2 separate regions of the Homo sapiens genome follow, and region 2 is linked to region 1. The links are chromatin loops, found by intact Hi-C in ENCODE. Cell type or tissue: CD14-positive monocyte. All regions are shown on one strand. Links, peaks and the distances in the headings refer to the core of each region. The heading gives the core; the rest is flanking DNA.

What was found. Peaks named below come from ENCODE experiments on the same cell type or tissue, not always from the same donor. Only the 100,000 strongest peaks of a DNase experiment are listed, where the experiment ranks them.
Region 2: a loop joins it to region 1, with 2.5 times the contacts of the local background. A loop is called at or near these places in 1 of 110 quality-filtered maps.

Annotation. Positions count from the first base shown.
Region 1 is chr3:53,717,325-53,726,744 of GRCh38, forward strand. It overlaps CACNA1D (calcium voltage-gated channel subunit alpha1 D), which reads left to right. Exons shown (of 48, transcript NM_001128840.3): 10 at 977-1,064; 11 at 2,431-2,457; 12 at 4,990-5,150; 13 at 6,110-6,335; 14 at 6,468-6,675. Among named protein-coding and RNA genes, the nearest start is that of CHDH, 120 kb to the right of the region's middle. RefSeq lists enhancers at 954-1,534, 1,535-2,115. In CD14-positive monocyte, for the core only: no CTCF peak of the experiment used is centred there; a DNase peak (open chromatin) is centred at 4,047; H3K27me3 peaks cover 945 bases.
Region 2 is chr3:53,769,291-53,778,177 of GRCh38, forward strand. CACNA1D (calcium voltage-gated channel subunit alpha1 D) reads left to right here. Exons shown (of 48, transcript NM_001128840.3): 31 at 683-727; 32 at 1,134-1,262; 33 at 3,543-3,608; 34 at 5,297-5,388; 35 at 6,596-6,755; 36 at 7,313-7,440; 37 at 7,570-7,666. Among named protein-coding and RNA genes, the nearest start is that of CHDH, 73 kb to the right of the region's middle. RefSeq lists enhancers at 1-117, 4,730-4,859. In CD14-positive monocyte, for the core only: no CTCF peak of the experiment used is centred there; no DNase peak of the experiment used is centred there.

The sequences.
Region 1 (9,420 bases), core at 814-8,813:
GTCCCTCACCCCTATTCCAGGTGGGTGCAGTGCTGTGTGCCCTCTTTTTGCCCCTGCCCTCCTCCACTGCCTGGGCTCCAGCACGTGTTCGTGATGTTTATGGGGTTGAATCAAGTGGATGAGAAAAGACGCTCGTGCACCAGATGGTGGCCCTGGGTGGACCCTGGACCTCCACACACTAGTGGGCGTGTTTCCACATTTCCTCTACTTCCGCTCAGGATCCTACCATGGAGAAGTGGGATGGGCCCAGAGACCCTAGTCATACTGAGACCAGAGTCAACCTTGCCCTCTGCTCACTGGTTGATAATGATCTTCTTCTTCCACTCGTAACACTATAATTCCTTGGTGCTCTAGTTGTTCTTACCCAGCTTACTGGGTAAGAACTTTCTGTGTATTGGCTTCACAAGCTCAGCAGAACTTCAGCATCAGGTAAAATAGCAAAAAAATAGAGTTCTTAACTCTAAAAAATGTTGTGCATGGTACCTTCATGCACTGCCTTCCCCATTCACAATAGCTCTTCTCCCTCAGTATATTTAAGATGATTGACTCATGAAATGTTAGGGTTATTCACAGATGTTCTATATGCACCTTTTGGGGCAAGCAAAGATGTACCTGTAAAGTACATTTTGGTGGCTTCTCAGTGTGATCCCAGAGATGAGGAGGATAAAGTGGTGCTATACCCAGCCACAGGATTCACTTTGATCCCTTAGCTTCCTTTCTTGGAAATGTCTAGGGGGATAGAATGTCCTCCTCGAGGGGGACTGTGTTTCCTACAGGCCATGGGTGCAGAGACTCGCCTGCAGTGGAGATGCCTGGCTCCTTGGCACTCCCTTAGCCCAGCTGAGGCCCTGAGGGCCCTTTTCACCCTCCTCCTGGGTTCCGGAGGTCTGCCTGGTGGCAGAGGCTCCCACCTGGCCTGCCTCCCAGGCGTGCAGTGTGCCCCGCATGCTCTCTGAAGCCCGTCTTCTCCCCACAGCTAGCATGCCCACCAGCGAGACTGAGTCTGTGAACACAGAGAACGTCAGCGGTGAAGGCGAGAACCGAGGCTGCTGTGGAAGTCTCTGGTGAGTGTGGGGAGCACTTGCCCTCTTTCCCCTCCTGTTGTCTCAGAGAAGCAGGTGGTGAGGAAGACCGCCCAGGCTGCAGCAGAGCCCCGGGCCATCGCCTTGGGTGTGGCGGGTGGGAAGGCTCCTCGTACCCCACGCCACGCTTCCTCCTGTGCCAGGGCTATCCCTCCTGCACACCTCCCCACCCCCCGCCCCCCCGCCCCCCGGCCCAGCATTTCACATGCCTCTTCCTGTAAGTAGAGCCCGTGAAGAATGTGGTGGTTAACCTGGCCACCTGCTGTGTCCATTAGGTGCTGGTGGAGACGGAGAGGCGCGGCCAAGGCGGGGCCCTCTGGGTGTCGGCGGTGGGGGTAAAGGCCTGATTCTCCTTCCAGCCTGGGTTTGGCATTTGTGCTTTTGAAGAAGAGCTTCTGTGGCAGAGTTGCTGACTAGAATGTGCTACGTATTTAAGTTTTCCTTTGCTCATGGGACCTTCCTAACCTCAGGCCTGGCGGTTGGATGACGAGGCCCTGCCTTCTTGGTGCCTGGCACTTTTTCCCTGGAGCCCTGCACCAGCCTCTCCTCATGATGGAAGGCACCATTGCATTAACACTCACTGGCTTTTTTCTAGATGATTTGGGCTGTGGCAGCTGGCGGGGGGGCTGGGGGGGACCAGCAGTGCAGAATGTGCTGGGCACTGTCTGCCGTGGGGGAGCCCTGTGCGGTTTGGTTTTGTTTGCTTCTTGCTGGTATCCTTCAGGTCTTATCTCTGTAAAGTGCAGGTGTCATTTTTAAGAGAACTCAATCTTACTCTTGGCAGAGTTTCATAAAAATGATGTGTTATGGGCAGAATATGCAACCATTTGTGAAGTGATTTTGCCTCCATTCTCTTGCTCTGCCCTCTCTGAGACATCATGAAGCAGACAGAGAATGGGTTTGTCATCCCCACTTTACAGATGAGAATGCTGAGGCCCAAGACCTGCTGCTTTCCCATACTCACCCAGTGGGAGAATGGCAGTGCTGGGACTCCTAGTGCAGTGCTCCCTCTGCGGTAGTAGCAGCAAATGCTGCTGTCGAGATGAGTGGCAGGAGAGACTCTGCTGCCTTCATTTTGGCCCCTGCATCACTGCCTGCTGCCAGGGCCTGCAGGGAATCTGGCCGAGTCTTCCCTGACCTGGGCCTCGAGGGTGCTCAGTCTGCTCCTCTGGCCCTGGCAGCATCCTAATTTCTGCTCTGGCCTTGCCCCTGCTGGCCTGCTGTGGTAACCAGGGGTGCTAAGTCCAGGCTGTATGCATGGCTTTTATGATATCTCAGCTGAAATGATGGGGAGTGTGTGCTCAAGCCCTCGGAACCAGAATCTTAACACTTTTTGTCTTTCTTTCAGTCAAGCCATCTCAAAATCCAAACTCAGGTCAGTATCTTCTTTCTGTTTCTTCGTCAGCCTGTGTGTTGCCTTTGTATGTTCTCACTTCTGAATTTTACGTAGTATTGCTCTGGACTTGAGTTTTCCTCTGTGGATTATAACATTGATACTGAATTGCAGTCAGTCAATTGAATCCTATGAGCCTGGCTTAGGGGGAGATCTTAGGTGCCAAAGATCTCCCTCAAAGTAAACCAATAAGACTCAGTAACGAGTTTTGCCTCCCCATTAATCCTCCTTATCCTCTGAGTCATTTTCCTAAGAGAGCTGCTGCTTGTCACTTTTCTGCTCGAAAGCTTTCCATAGAAAGGGAGTTCAAGAAGTCTTCCAAGGTACTAGCATTTCTTGATGTGCATGCGGGTTACGTGTTCAGTTGGTAAAACTCATTGAACCATATACCTATGATTAGTGTACTTTTTCATCTGAGTGTCATTTTTCAACAAAAACATTTTCCTACTATATATAAACACTAACTTAAAATAGGCAAAGACCTAAATATAAAATATAAAATCATGAACATTCCAGAAAGAAAACAGGAGAAAGTCTTTGTGATCTTGAGTTATGCAAAGGTTTCTTAAGATACAACACCCAGTATACTTTCTGTAACAGAAAACAAACAGATAAATTGGTCTTTGTCAAAATTAAACTTCTGTTCTTCAAAAGAAAAGAAAAAGGTTAGCTTCAGACTTGGAGAAAAATATTTGCAAAGCATATTTGATAAAGGACTGGTATCCCATATATATAAAGATTAATGCATAAAGGAGAGTGTCAATAATAGAAAAACCCAATAAAAAATGGGCAAAATTTTTAATAGGCATTTCACCAGAGAAGAGATGTGGATGGCAGATAAGCACATGAAATGACCATCAGTTGTTACAAAAATGCACATTAAAATCACAGTTAGATACCACTACACATCTATTAGAGTGAATCAGATTTAAATATCTGACAATGACAAGTTCTGACAAGGATGCTGATTGGTGGGAACTTTCATACAGTGTTGATGGACATGTCAAATGACACAGCCGTTAAAAAAATAGTTTGGTAGTTCCTCATAAAGTTTAAACATATATTTACCACGTTTATATTTGGCCCAGCCATCCCACTTCTAAGGTGTTTGTATAAGAGAAATGAAGATATATGCCTACATACAAAGTTGTAACATGAATGTTTGTACCAGTTTTATTCATGCTTACCCCAAGCTGGAAGTAACCCAAAGGTCCATCAAATGTGAATGGGTAGACACACTGTGGTTCACCAGTATGATGGAGTACTAGTTCATGTCTGCTGAGTTATGCATCCTAGGAGAAACCCAGCTGTGAGCGGGACAGTCTTTAGTGTCCTTAGTAGAGTTTTTCCACGCTGGCCAACATGTTAGAAGCTGCTCTTTCCATTGGAACCTGCACAGCAAGAGTAATAATAAAATACACCTTACTTGATCCAGGTTTTGGTAAAGAGTTGGCACAACTCTTTCTCTGCTCACTTCCTGGGTTACAGATTTTCTTTTTGCCTAGCAACACAGCTGAGTCAGCCAGGGCTGCAGCTTGGGTAGCCTGGAGATTCCTCTTGACTCAGGCCCCCAGAGGAAGTACCCCATTGTCGTTAGTGAGGCAGCACAGCCTGGAGAGGACTGACTTTACCAATTGGCTGACCTTTCCACGGGATCTGGGTCACTGAGCTGCAGCTCATGGCACACTTTACCAAAGCATCCCCTTGTGGCAGGGAAGGTTTTCTAGAAGGAGACAGGCTAAGGGAGAGAATATTTTCTCTAATCACAATCAGGAACTGAAGGTAGGTGGAGGACATGCTACTTGTCTGTTTGGCTGAGCTCATTTTATTTTTATGAAAACACGATTCAATATTGGCTCTTCTCCTAAAGGTATATTTTGAGCATCACTAGTTAGAAAGGGCACCTGATGACTCAGTATGAAGATTCATGTCCTACTCAGCTTTGACAACTCTGCCAGGCTCTGGAGGAACCTCAGAGATTTAAGAAAGGATTGAAAAGGTTCCCTTTAAAAAAAAAAAAACTAGCTTTGTAGCACTTTGCTGCCTGGTAAATTCTGTATGGTGATTGAGATGCTGCAAGAGATGTGTATAATAAGCGAAGTGGCTCTCTGCACTGATTGCATGAGCAGATCCACGTCCCATATGGTGGATATAGGAACTGCATATGTGTGCAAGTGTAGTTTTGCATCTGCACGTGAATCTATGAATATCTAGATTTTCTAACCCACTTAAGGGCTGCATATGACAGATTCTGGAGTTATCTATAAGCCATAAGGAAGGACTGATAGCATGATCAAGTCAAGATTATACTTTTAAAAGTCGCATTTTAAGACCAACATAATTTTTATGATGAAGTCTGTTAATTTCTGTGCCATTTGTGCTCATCTTTCTTTCCTGCACTCCCACCCCAATCTAGACCTCCAGAGTGAAAGCCAAATTATCTCTCAATCATATTTATTGGATACTCAGATGCTGTATCTGTCATCTACGTAGTAATGTTTGCTTGTCTTTTAGCCGACGCTGGCGTCGCTGGAACCGATTCAATCGCAGAAGATGTAGGGCCGCCGTGAAGTCTGTCACGTTTTACTGGCTGGTTATCGTCCTGGTGTTTCTGAACACCTTAACCATTTCCTCTGAGCACTACAATCAGCCAGATTGGTTGACACAGATTCAAGGTACAAGCAGAGGCCATTCCTTTTTTGTTCTGAACTAGAGATTTCTGTGGCTGTCCAACTGCCATTTGGTCTTATCTGATCGCTGCATGATGAAGTATCGCAACATTTCTAGTGAGGACAAACTTGGTAGAACCATCCAGACACAGCAACTACCAGAGCGAGGGTGCCATCTGTGCCGCGTGGTGAAGCACCTTGGAGCCACTTAATGCCAAGCATCTAATTGTCCTAACCCTGAGCCAACCTAGGACCAAGAATTCTTGAAGCTGGAAGGGACCTCGTAATCCCTGCTCCCTGCCCTCATCGGGGAAGCTTCATTTTCCCCTATAGTACTTCTGGCAAATGGTTTTGGTTCCCCTGCTTTGAATGCTCCAGCACTGGGGTGTGGGACACTCATCCCTAGAGACAGCCCATTCTGGGTTTGACAGTTTTGAGCCTTTGAAAAGTCCTTCCTTTCATCCAGTCAAACCCGTTTCCCTCTACCTCTCCAGCCTGCTTGGTGATATTTTCAGCTGTTAGAAATGACATTGATAGGTGACTGCTTCTGATATCGTCATGCCATAAATGAATTCAGACAGATCTTTTCTGTGTGATTGAATGAAAAAATATGTATAACCTGATGGTGTCAACGCAGAATCGTAGGCTTTTAGGGCTGGAAGGAGTCAGAGATTATGTGATGAGCTGCCCCTTCCCATTTTGTCATCAGTGACACTGAGACCTGGAGAAATCAAGTAACTTCTCCAGAGTCACACACATAGCTAGTAGCAGAAGCAGGACCAGAACCTGGTGGACAGACTGTCCACGCGAAGGCCACGTTTCTGTCCTGAGTGAGGTAGTGAAGAGAGAGACAAGGTATTGGCGTATTTCCTGTGGGGCCTGATAGGGAGGGAGGTGTGAGGGGCACGAGCAGTCTGAGTGTCTTGCAGGAGACCCTGAGGATGGGTGCCCCTTTGTCTTTCCAGATATTGCCAACAAAGTCCTCTTGGCTCTGTTCACCTGCGAGATGCTGGTAAAAATGTACAGCTTGGGCCTCCAAGCATATTTCGTCTCTCTTTTCAACCGGTTTGATTGCTTCGTGGTGTGTGGTGGAATCACTGAGACGATCTTGGTGGAACTGGAAATCATGTCTCCCCTGGGGATCTCTGTGTTTCGGTGTGTGCGCCTCTTAAGAATCTTCAAAGTGACCAGGTAAGGAAATGTGGGTCCCACTGCAAATGTTTTATGAACATGAGGCGGCAACCAGTCACATCCCCGGGCAGGTGATGTTCTGCTCTGTCCTGCATGGGTGTTCTGAGCTGACACCCTCATCTTGACTTATAGGCACTGGACTTCCCTGAGCAACTTAGTGGCATCCTTATTAAACTCCATGAAGTCCATCGCTTCGCTGTTGCTTCTGCTTTTTCTCTTCATTATCATCTTTTCCTTGCTTGGGATGCAGCTGTTTGGCGGCAAGTTTAATTTTGATGAAACGCAAACCAAGCGGAGCACCTTTGACAATTTCCCTCAAGCACTTCTCACAGTGTTCCAGGTGAGTCCTCCCTCCATTCCCCGAAAAGCACTTCGTGAGCAGCAGCTAAAACTCCTCTGCCTTCTTGTCTGCTCACACTCAGGAAGACAAAAGGACTCCATTTTTGTTCATCTCTGCCCTAATCATAGCCTGGTAAATTTTGTGCCATTTAAGTTATTCGTTCTGCATCATCCTCCAGCTGTCTATCTTAAGTGATGTAATTTTTTTAAAGACTTCTAGCTACATTACAAAATAATAAACCAAAAAAACCGTTTTTCACACTCAAGCTCTTCCAAGAAAACTTTTTGATTGATTTTATGAGGTTTCTTTGAAATAGACTCTAAAATTCTTTTCTCTTTGGTACTTTTTGATGGCAGGCCAGTTCATAATCCTAGTTATAATAGATTTACACAAGAAGTGAATTCTCATGCCTCCATGCTTTGGTGTGTAGTTGGAGGAATCAGAGTGGTAGGAACTGTGGCAGCCATTGGTCCCTTCTGTCCTCCTCCTGGGATGCAGTGAGGACACAAAGATTCTGAGGGTGCCTGTCCTGTGGGGCCTCTGCAGGCAGTAGCTGAGAAGGGAGCGGTGGTTGCAGAGAGGCACCGATGGCTCTGCTGCTCAGAGCAGCAGCACATGCTCCCCTGACTCTACGCTGAGGTGCTCAAAACCCTCCTCCTTGGACAGGGTCTGATGGGGAAGTTTAAAAGACCCACCTGTCCTCATTGCTTTTCCTGTGTGATGTGAGCTGCAGAGCCCTGCCAGAGAGGAAAGGCAGCAGACAGCTGGGTCCTGTGGTGGCCCTTTCCATGCCCAGCTCTCTGCTGTGGATGAGTCACTTACCCATTTCTGAAGAAATCCAGAGACCAAAGGGAATGATCTGGACAATTCTCTCCCACTTGGTCATTTTCAGGTATATATAATCTGCTGTAAGCCATAGTATTGTTGTTTGAATTATACTTAAATTTTGGCTGCTGATCAGTGATTCTTTTTTAAAAAAAAATTTCTTTCAGAGAAACTGGTGTCTTTTTTTTTTTTTGGTAATGCATGCATATGGCACAAAATTCTAATGTTACAAATGAATAATAATTCTCCCAGCCAGCCACAAATTTCCTCTTCTAGGAAGCAACCACCATTAAACAGTTTCTTGTGAATTCTTAGATCTGCATTTTCTGATAGCTACAACTCAGTTAAGCTACCTATAGGAGACTTTCCACAGACAGGAGCTCACTGTACGTGCTGTTTTGCATCTTGCTTTTATCACTTTGAGTGTCCTCAAGAGCCTTCCTGCTTGGTCCATAAAAGGCTGCCCCTCCTTTGAAACGCTGCGTCCATGCGGTGGTAGATGTGCCGTTGTTCATATGACCAGTCCCTTGCTGACAAGCATTGAGTTCTGTCTGGTCTTAGCCCACATACACAGGGCTCCAGTAGGTGACCCTGAACACGCATCAGAGGGCACATGTGTTGGCTGTAGATCTGTGGGATAAACTCCCAGAGATGGAATTGCTGCTTTAGAGGGTGTGTCCATTTTAAATGTTGACACACGTGCCCAAGTGCTCTCCTTATGGTTGTATTAGCTCATTGTCTTCACACTGCCCATTGCCTCACTGCCTCTCCCCTCAGTGGAGAGCATGCTTTGGGATGCCCATCAGTTAGGTGAAAATGGCATTTCATTGTACTTTTAAAAGATACTGTTCTTATCAGGAGTGAGGTTGAACGTCTTTTCCTATGACTCAGAGCCATCAGTAGTGCCTTTTCTGTGAATTACTTTATCTTTTCAAATCATTTGCCCATTTTTGTTTGGTTGTGATCCATAACAGTTTAAATTTTAAAAATATCTAGTTCAGATTGAAGATAAAGGAGCTCTGTCTGTCGTCGGAAGATAGCATTTTTTTCATTACTGTTCTTATTCATCTGATTCTATTTCATCATGGATTGAATTATCAAGTATGATCAGTAGAGAAGATTAAATTTCAGGTCATTGGTGATATCTACTCTTGAGGTAGTTTTGTAAATTTACATGAGACATTTAGAATTTCCTGCTTTTGTAATTTCATAGGTATAATTATCCATTTCCACAGTTGATGGACTATGTGGAATGCTATGCAGCAGTTAAAAGAATGAGATGCACCTTCTGACACAGAGGGTCTCCAGAGTATGTTGTTGAATGAAAAAACAAGCCAGTTGCAGAAAACTTTGCATAGCATGATATCCTTTATGTCTGAAAACTCAGAGAAGACACCTAGTGCTTGTTTTCTTTGTGTGTAAACGTGTTTAAATCTGTAGTTGAAGGTTCCAGAGAGACACAGAAAGAGCATGCTTTCTGGGGAAGGGACTAAAACTGGGCTGGGGTGTAATCAAAAAGCACATAAATCTTGGCTGGGTGAGGTGGCTCATGCCTGTAATCCCAGCACTTTGGGAGGCTGAAGTGGGCGGAACACTTGAGGTCAGGAGTTCGAGACCAGCCTGGCCAACTGCTGTAACACTCTCTCTACTAAAAATATAAAAATTAGCCGAGTGTGGTGGTGGTCACCTGTAATCCCAGCTACTTGAAAGGCTGAGGCAGGAGAGTTGCTTGAACCGGGGAGGTGGAGGTTGCAGTGAGCTGAGATCAAGCCACTGCACTCCAGCCTGGCAATAGAGCGAGACTCCATCTCAAAAACAAACAAACACTTAAGTCTTAATAATAAGGTTATTTTTTTTCACTCAAAGAATTATCTATTTGTGTAATTAAAAAACAGTGTTTTAGAAATTCCATGGGATAAC
Region 2 (8,887 bases), core at 153-8,152, 51 kb after region 1:
GAGCTGGTCCTCCACTGTTTCTTCCAAAGACTCATACGGACCTGCACTCCCTCTTATGTGAAAGCTGTCTGAGCTGTGGGGCAGGCAGCGAGGGTTTCTGTAGGGAAGCCTGCCTCTCTCCTCCTCGCCCTGACTCAGTCTGTCCAGCTTTTCAGCAGCCCTGCCTAAGAGGCTGTTGTCAGACATACACCACCCAGGCGTTTAGTCTCATAGGAACAGAGTGTGGTCCAAGGGGGTTTGTGGCCCGCAGGCAGGCACCACTGCTTGCCCCTCTGCTAGAGACATTCTGTTCCTCGGGGCTAGGAGGCCTGCTGCAGAGCGGTTAGTTCCTGAGACCCACAGCCCTGACTAAGCCAAGAGAACTAGCCTCCTCGCGAGAAGCGGGGGCACACTCTGCATCTGTTGAGGTCTTGCAGCACTGCCTTTACTGGATGCCTGTCAGCCTGGGCACAGCATGTCCCCAGATGTGAATTAGAAAGTGGTACTGTGTCCATGCCCATGTCCATGGCTGCCTGCCCTCAAGTCCACCTCCAAGGAGAGCCACTGGTATTTTCTCAGGGAGGGAGCAGGTGTGGTGTCTAAAGATGGGAACCACACATTTTTTTAAAGGGGGAAATGCTCTCTGGAACCATTGACTCCTTCCTGGTTCATTAATCCATTTTCAATCTTTGATTTCTTAAAGCCAACTGAAAGTGAAAATGTCCCTGTCCCAACTGCTACACCTGGGGTAAGATCAGTGACTAGTCCCCAGGGGCTGGGCCTTTTCCTTAAGTTTATTTGACCATGTCGAGTTTTCCACTGGTTTTTCTGTATTCTCCATGATTGTCCTTCCAGAACAGTGTCTGCAGTGGTTTGCATTCATCATCAGTGTCCAGTACTCTTGACCAGCCCAGCGTTCTCCTCTAACACAGTAGAATACGTGGACATGCATGTGCTGTGTGGACGCAGTTTTCCGAGCTCTGTGTTGTTAGCATGTAACTCTTCCTTTCATATCATGCTTTTTAAGATGAAAAGGCCCTAGAATCACATCTTCAGTTCTTACCTCTGTCACCTTTGCATCTGTTGCTGTTTTTCTGAAAGTGTTGCATGTTCTACTTTCCATTGGGTTTGACCTCTCCATGATAACCCTTCAGAACTCTGAAGAGAGCAATAGAATCTCCATCACCTTTTTCCGTCTTTTCCGAGTGATGCGATTGGTGAAGCTTCTCAGCAGGGGGGAAGGCATCCGGACATTGCTGTGGACTTTTATTAAGTCCTTTCAGGTAAGAGCCATGCCAAGGACTTCTCTCTTTGTCTTTGAAGATCATATGTAAGTCAGTGATTGTCCCCATCCTAGAGGACCCAGGCTCCCCCTGTGTGGCCACTCTGTGGACCTAAATCAATAGAAAACATGGAATGCTGGAGAGACCCAAATCAGCATTTCTTGGGTCAATCACATGGGATTACTTGCCTAAAGGAAACAGAAGAGAAAGCAGGAAGGATCCGTAGCTGAGAGATCTGTAGCATTTCCAAGACTGAGAGAGGTGTGGGGCCTGCAGCCCTGCAGTGCCCCCGGGATGCCTGGTGGTGGTGGTGAGTGCCAGGTCCCAGCAGACTGCCTGGAAGCCCAACAGCCTCTCTCTGACACCTTTTCCTCATAAGGCTACAACAGTGCTGTGTCTGTTGGCTAGTCTAGATACAAATCAGAAACCACCACCTGGGCCAGTGCACTATCACTGGGTTATCCTGCACCTGGAAGGGTCACAGAGTTCGGGATGTTTGGGCATACACCATGTCTCATTTGTCACCTCTGATTCTCCAGGCTGGCACAGCTCGGTTCTAGACTTTCCCAAGTAGAACCAGCTTTTCCCGTACCTGCCAGTACCCTGCCCCAGACATTCTAGCCTTCTGGACTGATTCCATTTGGAAGAGAAGGTGTGGGAAATATAGATTCTTAGTAAAAGGTGGACCCATGTAGGGAATTTGTGGATATCTACAAGCATTAGAAAGTGAATCCTGCATCTTCATTTTTTAAATTATTTGACTATTTTTCATTCAAAAGTTATAAATGTTTACAATAACAAATGAAGCTGTCCAAAGGTATATAAAGAGAAATTTCAAACTTGGCCCTCACCCACCCCTGGGGTAACCAGTGTTACCCTCCCAGTAAGCATTTGTCCCTAGTAGATGGGATTTTCACAGGTAAAAGGGAGAAGGGACAGCAAGCGGGGTGGTGCAGGCACTCACAAGGGAAGTCACAGATCCTGCTGGGGAGAATGAGGTTGGAGGAAGGTAAAGTGGGGGCCTCAGGCAGGTGAGCCTTGAACTTGCTAAGGCACAGAATCCTCGACAGTTATTATTCATTTAAAGTACCAAAACTTGGGAACAAACTGCTATAAAAATAGATAATTCAGAGGTAATGTTATCTCACTTTTTAAAGAAATTCTTAAAGATTCAATTTGCCACAGATAAGAAAGTCATGTTCCAGAGCAGCAGTTCATAAAAGCAGAGAAACTGTGCAAACAAAAATCGTAAACATTTGGCAATCTAGGAAGAAAATGCACGTAGGTATGTTGAGGAAAGCCTGAAACGAACTCTGTGGGACCCTGCTGAGCAGTCCAGCTGCAGGGAGGGCCAGGCTGGCAGGCACAGGTCAACAGCTGGCACAGGTCTGAAGGTGGCTGAGCACCTGTGAGCCACTGACTTTCTGACAAGCTCTCTCGGATAGTAGAGAAAGCGGGTGCTTTAAGCATGTGTTCCCAGAATTAAGCCTAACACTCTGGGCACCCTGTGCAGGTAGACGTGTTGGTCACATGTGATGAGGTAAGACAGCAGTTGACATTCAGTGAAAGGACGGGGGATCTGTCAGACACTCGTACTTGTATTTGGTGTTTATGAAGGGAGCCACACTTGGCGACCCCCCAGCTCACTCCTTTTCTTCCCTGGCCCAGCCCCCCAACTTAGCAGTTCTTTCAGAAGGTGTACATCTTAAGAGAGGTATTTTGCATCCTACAGCCACAGCCAGAAAGTGGTTCTTCCCCTCTGACCCAGTAATTCCACTCCTAAGACTTCACCTTAAGGAAATACTTCAGCAGAAGCAAGGTGGTTTTGCATAAAGATATTCCTTTGCGACATTATCTACAATACCGCCCCCCAAAACATACCCACAAAAGAAAGTGGAAGTACTCTAAATGTCCAGTGTTCTGGAATGGTTTGATCAATTATAATTTCACCCCAAAAATCCAGTAATGAATTTAAGGATTATGAGAGTTACGTGTCTGTGTTGAAAATGTTTAGGGTTAGGCTACAGGGTTAATGACCGTGGAAAGCACATCCTGCCTGTAATATTGTAACACTGGGCGTGCATGTGGATGGTGTCTTCAGGACTAAAGTAGTTGGGCAGGGCTGGGATTTAAACGGTTCTTCCTCACTGTCGATATTCTTTCACGGTAACACGTGGAATAGAAAGGAAGCATGTGGCCACTCATGGGTCTTCTCAGGCTGTGGCGGGCCGTCACGGGGACAGCCGGCTGGTGCTGAGCCAAGTGCCTTTTCTCTCCCAGGCGCTCCCGTATGTGGCCCTCCTCATAGCCATGCTGTTCTTCATCTATGCGGTCATTGGCATGCAGGTAAGCTCCAGCCATCTCGCCCTCAGGGGCCCTTTCACTGGGTAGCCCCAAATCTGTGGCAAGATGTACCCTGACCAAGTGAAGTAGAAGCATTGTGATTTTTCAGCCAAATGCCTCTGCTGAAGCCTAGGAAGATGAGAAAGACAAAGCTGCTTAGTAGAGAGCTCCAGGGGAGGCCCAGGCTCAGATGAATGTGGAGAGGTTAGAATGCACCAGGAAAAACTGCATGTCATGGCAGAAGAATTATGCTTTATCATAACAAAGTGAAATTCACTTGAAACTAACTATTTCCAGATGCCAAGACTGAAGAGAGAAGCAAGTAGCCCCTCGTGGGTCTTTTCAGTCTGTGCCGAGCCGTCGCGGGAACAGAAGGCTGGTGCTGAGCCAAGTGCCTTTTGTGACCATTGTTGTGCTTTAGTAGCTCACCTTTAAAAAGAGGCATGAAACTGGGCTCTTCTGTGACCCAAGCAGAGGGGCTGCACCCTGTTTCCCAGTTCCTCCTGGGCATGGGAAAGGGACTGGGCCTGCCTAACAGAGGAGCCCTAACATCAAGTGGGCAGTGGGATGGGTTGTGGGTGGAGGGAGGCAGCCTAGTCTAAGAATGGAGGCAGTCGAAGAGCCCAGGTGGCTGTAGATCTCTGCTGGCAGGCTCCTTGCAGATTCTCCACGTGTGCAGGTGCTGTCTTTCAGGTAAAGGAGGGATGTAAGTCAGAAAGAAGTAAAGTGATTCTATGATTTTTGGGGCAGAGAAATGGTAGTGCTTTTTTCTTTTTTCTTTTTTTTTTTTAAAATCCTGAAAGCATAGAAGCATTTGCAGATCTCTGGGAATCTTACCAGGAGTTATGAAACAAAAGTCAGCATACTTGAGCCTCTGTGATTCAGCAGCACGTGGTGCTATGTGCCCTGGAAGGTCTTTTATCACATATGTTCTCATAAAAAAAAGCCATCTCAGAACTGCAAGCTGCATGGCACACACAACCCCAGATTCACCCAGCAGGCGTTTGTAAGCATCTGCAGGTTTCTCTAGAATGTCAGTCTGCTCCCTAAATCTCACAAGTAAAACTCTTTAGTACCTTCCCATTGCCCTGAAGATAAAGCCCACTCTTCTGCCCGGGGCTCACAGCCCCTGCCTGTTGCCTCCTGCCCTTGTCTCCAGCCTGGTCTTTTATCTGTCTGCTCATCACACGTTATTTTCATTCCCTCGGTATCTATGCTGTCACCCTGCTCCTATGCACATGGTGCTCCCTCCACCCGAAACACTCTTCGCCTTTCCTATCACCTGATGTATCTTTCAGTTCTGAGTTTACATGTCACTTCCCCCTAGAGGCCTTCCCTGACCCAGCCCCCCAGCCTTCAGTAGATGAGCCTGTCTCACGCTTCCCTGTGTGTCTGGACCACCCCAGCATCATCACTGGGGTTTGATGTTGCCTGGCTACCTTTGTGTCTCCCCCAGGGGAGATCCGCGAATGTGAGACCGTGCCCCTCTGGAGCACCACGTTCCCAGTGTGTAACCTGCTGCCTGGCACATGGTTGTGCCTGGCAGATCTTTTTTGAATGAGTGAAGTGCCAGGTACCATGAGAAAACCCTAGCTGGTAAAGATCAAACCTGAGTTAGTTCTAAATTCACATACGGATTTTTTTTGCATGACGAAATCTATTCTCTTTTTCCTGACAACTTCTCCACCTAGATGTTTGGGAAAGTTGCCATGAGAGATAACAACCAGATCAATAGGAACAATAACTTCCAGACGTTTCCCCAGGCGGTGCTGCTGCTCTTCAGGTGACTGCAACTGGCTTGGGCGGTGCTCCTGGGCAGGGGGGTCCGCTAGGCGTGGGTCCAGAGGGACGGAGGACACAGGTTATTAAAGCAGTGTGCCTTTCTCAGTTGATTGTGATGGCTTTTTGTTTTTGTTTGTTCTGTATTCTTAAACACAGACCCTAGCATTTCAAACACAGGAATTTTGCTGGATTGTTAAAACTGCTGTGGTAATCCCGATTGTGGCTGGCATAAGGTTTATTCATTTGGGAGTTAGTAGGGCTACTTAGGCCACCTGAAAAATTGTAGGATGTACGTTTATGCATGGAGGCATGCACTTGAACACGACCAGGAAGACAGAAACTTAGCAAAAACGTCAAGGCCTTTTGCACAGCCAGTGGGGAACATCCTAAGATGTATGATTTCAAATTTTTTGGGATTGCTTTTAACGTCAGTTAATTAACTTTGTAAAACAAGCTGCCCTCATAGTGAGAAAACTTTCTAGAGATCATGAAGTATTTCTAATGACTCTAGTGACTGACAAGTCATTTGCAAGTTAGGTGGTTTCCAGCTCTGCCTTCAACAAAATTGAACAGAGACTTAAGTTGTTAAGTATTTTGGTCATTAAAAATAATCAATAGGCCAGGTGCAGTGGCTCACGCCTGTAATCCCAGCACTTTGGGAAGCTGAGGTGGGTGGATCGCTTGAGCCCAGGAGTTCGAGACCAGCCCAGGCAACATGGCAAAACCTTGACTCTACTAAAAATACAAAAATTAGCCAGGTGTGGTGGCAACTGCCTGTAGTCCTAGCTACTGGGGAGGCTGAGCCCAGGAGGTCGAGGCTGCAGTGAGCCAAGATCACACCACTGCACTCCAGCCTGGGCAACAGAGCAAAACCTTGTCTCAAATAATAATAATAATTAATTACTGTTAATTATACAAATGTTTAAAGTAGAGAAGACACAAAAACAAGCATCCATTTATATGCAGACAGTTAGCGCGCTTGCATCAGATGATGGCTGTAAATCCAAGGGAATTGCAGCAGGACCTCCAGTTACTGTGATAAGTTGCACGTGAAAATCAGTAGGAATTTCACATTTCCATTAATTCAAATTGGATTTTCTTCAAATGACTTAGGTTTTGCTCTAATTATGAGTTTTTCTCCCCTAAGATCTAAGCTTCAAATTCCTTCTTTCCCCCACTAAAGCCCCTTTGTTCTTCATCTGAAAAAGGTGTGCAACAGGTGAGGCCTGGCAGGAGATCATGCTGGCCTGTCTCCCAGGGAAGCTCTGTGACCCTGAGTCAGATTACAACCCCGGGGAGGAGTATACATGTGGGAGCAACTTTGCCATTGTCTATTTCATCAGTTTTTACATGCTCTGTGCATTTCTGGTAAGTGAGCAACACAGCTCCCCCTCTCAATTTACAGATGCTTATGTAGCAGTCAGCGTTCACACAAATGGCCTTGCCCTGTCCCATCGCCTGAGGACAATTGATGTGGATGAGCACTCTGGACTCCACTTGGCAGTTGAGGGCTTTTGTTTAACCAGGCGTGTGTCACTGCCGCCACCTTTGTAAGCAGAGATTTGGTGCTCACTAATCGGCTTGGAGCAATTACCAATCACCTTAGCTTCTTAGGGTTCCTTTCTAAAATTTCAAAGCCAGTGCATATGGTGGTGACCTAAGAGTGTGAATTATTTGGTGATAATGAAATTATAAAACTGCAATGTGTTTCAGAAGGCCTTCCTTCCCCAGGACTTAATTAAAGCCATTCCAGAAAGCTAGAATCACACTCTTTTCTTAAACATTCTCCAAATAGAAAGTTTTTACAACTTCTCTTGGAGACATGGGTTCCCATGTTTCATGTCCATGTCATTAGAAAGCCTGTGCTCAGTTCTAACGCAATCCAGCTGCAGCTGAAGTTCTTCCTTTCCTATTTGCTTTTTCAGATCATCAATCTGTTTGTGGCTGTCATCATGGATAATTTCGACTATCTGACCCGGGACTGGTCTATTTTGGGGCCTCACCATTTAGATGAATTCAAAAGAATATGGTCAGAATATGACCCTGAGGCAAAGTAGGTTGAAAAATATTTGATTTGGCGTGTGTGGGTGGATTTTGGAATGTCAGCTTTTTTTGTGGAGTGGACTGAAAGTTCGGGCCAGCTGGTACTGTTCCTGGACCTTAGATTGTATTTTACTTCCAGGGGAAGGATAAAACACCTTGATGTGGTCACTCTGCTTCGACGCATCCAGCCTCCCCTGGGGTTTGGGAAGTTATGTCCACACAGGGTAGCGTGCAAGGTGAGTGTCCTGTGTGCGTGTCTGACAGCCTGTCTTGTAGAAGCTTGCTTCATTTAACAAACACTTGTTAAGTGACACAGCCAGGCCTTCTGTCAGTTGCTAGGGATGCAGCAATGAATAATATGTGGTTCCTACCTCTGGGGAAATCTCAGATTTGTAACTCTTTGGACACCCTCTCAGGAACCATCAGAAGAGGAAGGGAATTCTGTAATTTGTCATTGGGTGGATGGTAGAGAAGGCGACATTTCAGTCCGGTCCAGAAGGAACACAGGAGTTTGTCAGAGGCAGGGAGGGCTCAGAAGGAGGCAGGAGAATGGACATCGTAATGGCAAAGGGTGAGCCATTGGGTCATCCTTTGGCTAGGACATAAGAGGAAGTCAGAAGGCCCCAGGTACAAGCTGAGCCTTCTCTGTCCTGCTGAGGTCCAGGAGAATGGGGAGGAAACGTGAATTTCAGGTTCCCATGTTAGGAAGTTGGCTGTTGGCAATGGAGAAGTAGACCTGAGGCAGGGGGATCAACCAGGAGAGCCAGAACGAAGGCAGCAGAAGTGGGAAGAGATAGGAGCAGTCGCTTGGAGATCCACTTAGGATGTGGAGTGGGGAGGACTTGGTGGCCTGGGTGAGGGGAGGGGGAGTGCTAGGAGAGCACATCTCCCAGCCTCGGCATTGGGGGACATGGTGCTCTGTGTTCCACACGTCCCCTCTGCTACAGAGCTTTGTGGCCACCACAGGAAATGGGGCCCCTTTGCTGGCACACTAGGCTCTAGTCTCTCAGGGATGGATGCAGATCTCCCAGTGCAACGCAGTTCTGTGTTTCCATGCCAGAGCACGCTCTCAGGAACCCTCAGTGAGACTTTTCCTTCCACAGAACTCACGGTGTAGCACCTTACATTTGTTGCAGCGACAAAAAAGATTTTCCTTTTTCAAGGAAAACGCAAGGTTTGCCTCTTGAAACTCTGCCTTCTAGAAATTCATACAGTCTGCATAGCAACTAGTTCTTGCTCCTCATGGATCCAAGGAGATCCTGGGGTCAGGCGTTTTTACCACTCCAGGATGCTGAGCCAGCTCTAGACAGAAACCAAGGTAGCAGAACAGAGTCTAAAATATGTTTCAGACTCTCAAAGAAATCCCTTGAGCCAGACTCATGTTCCCTGCCCTGAAAATCCAGAAAGCCTTCTAGGCAAGGCCTTAGGGTCCTTGCCTCTCTTCAGGCCGGACTCTG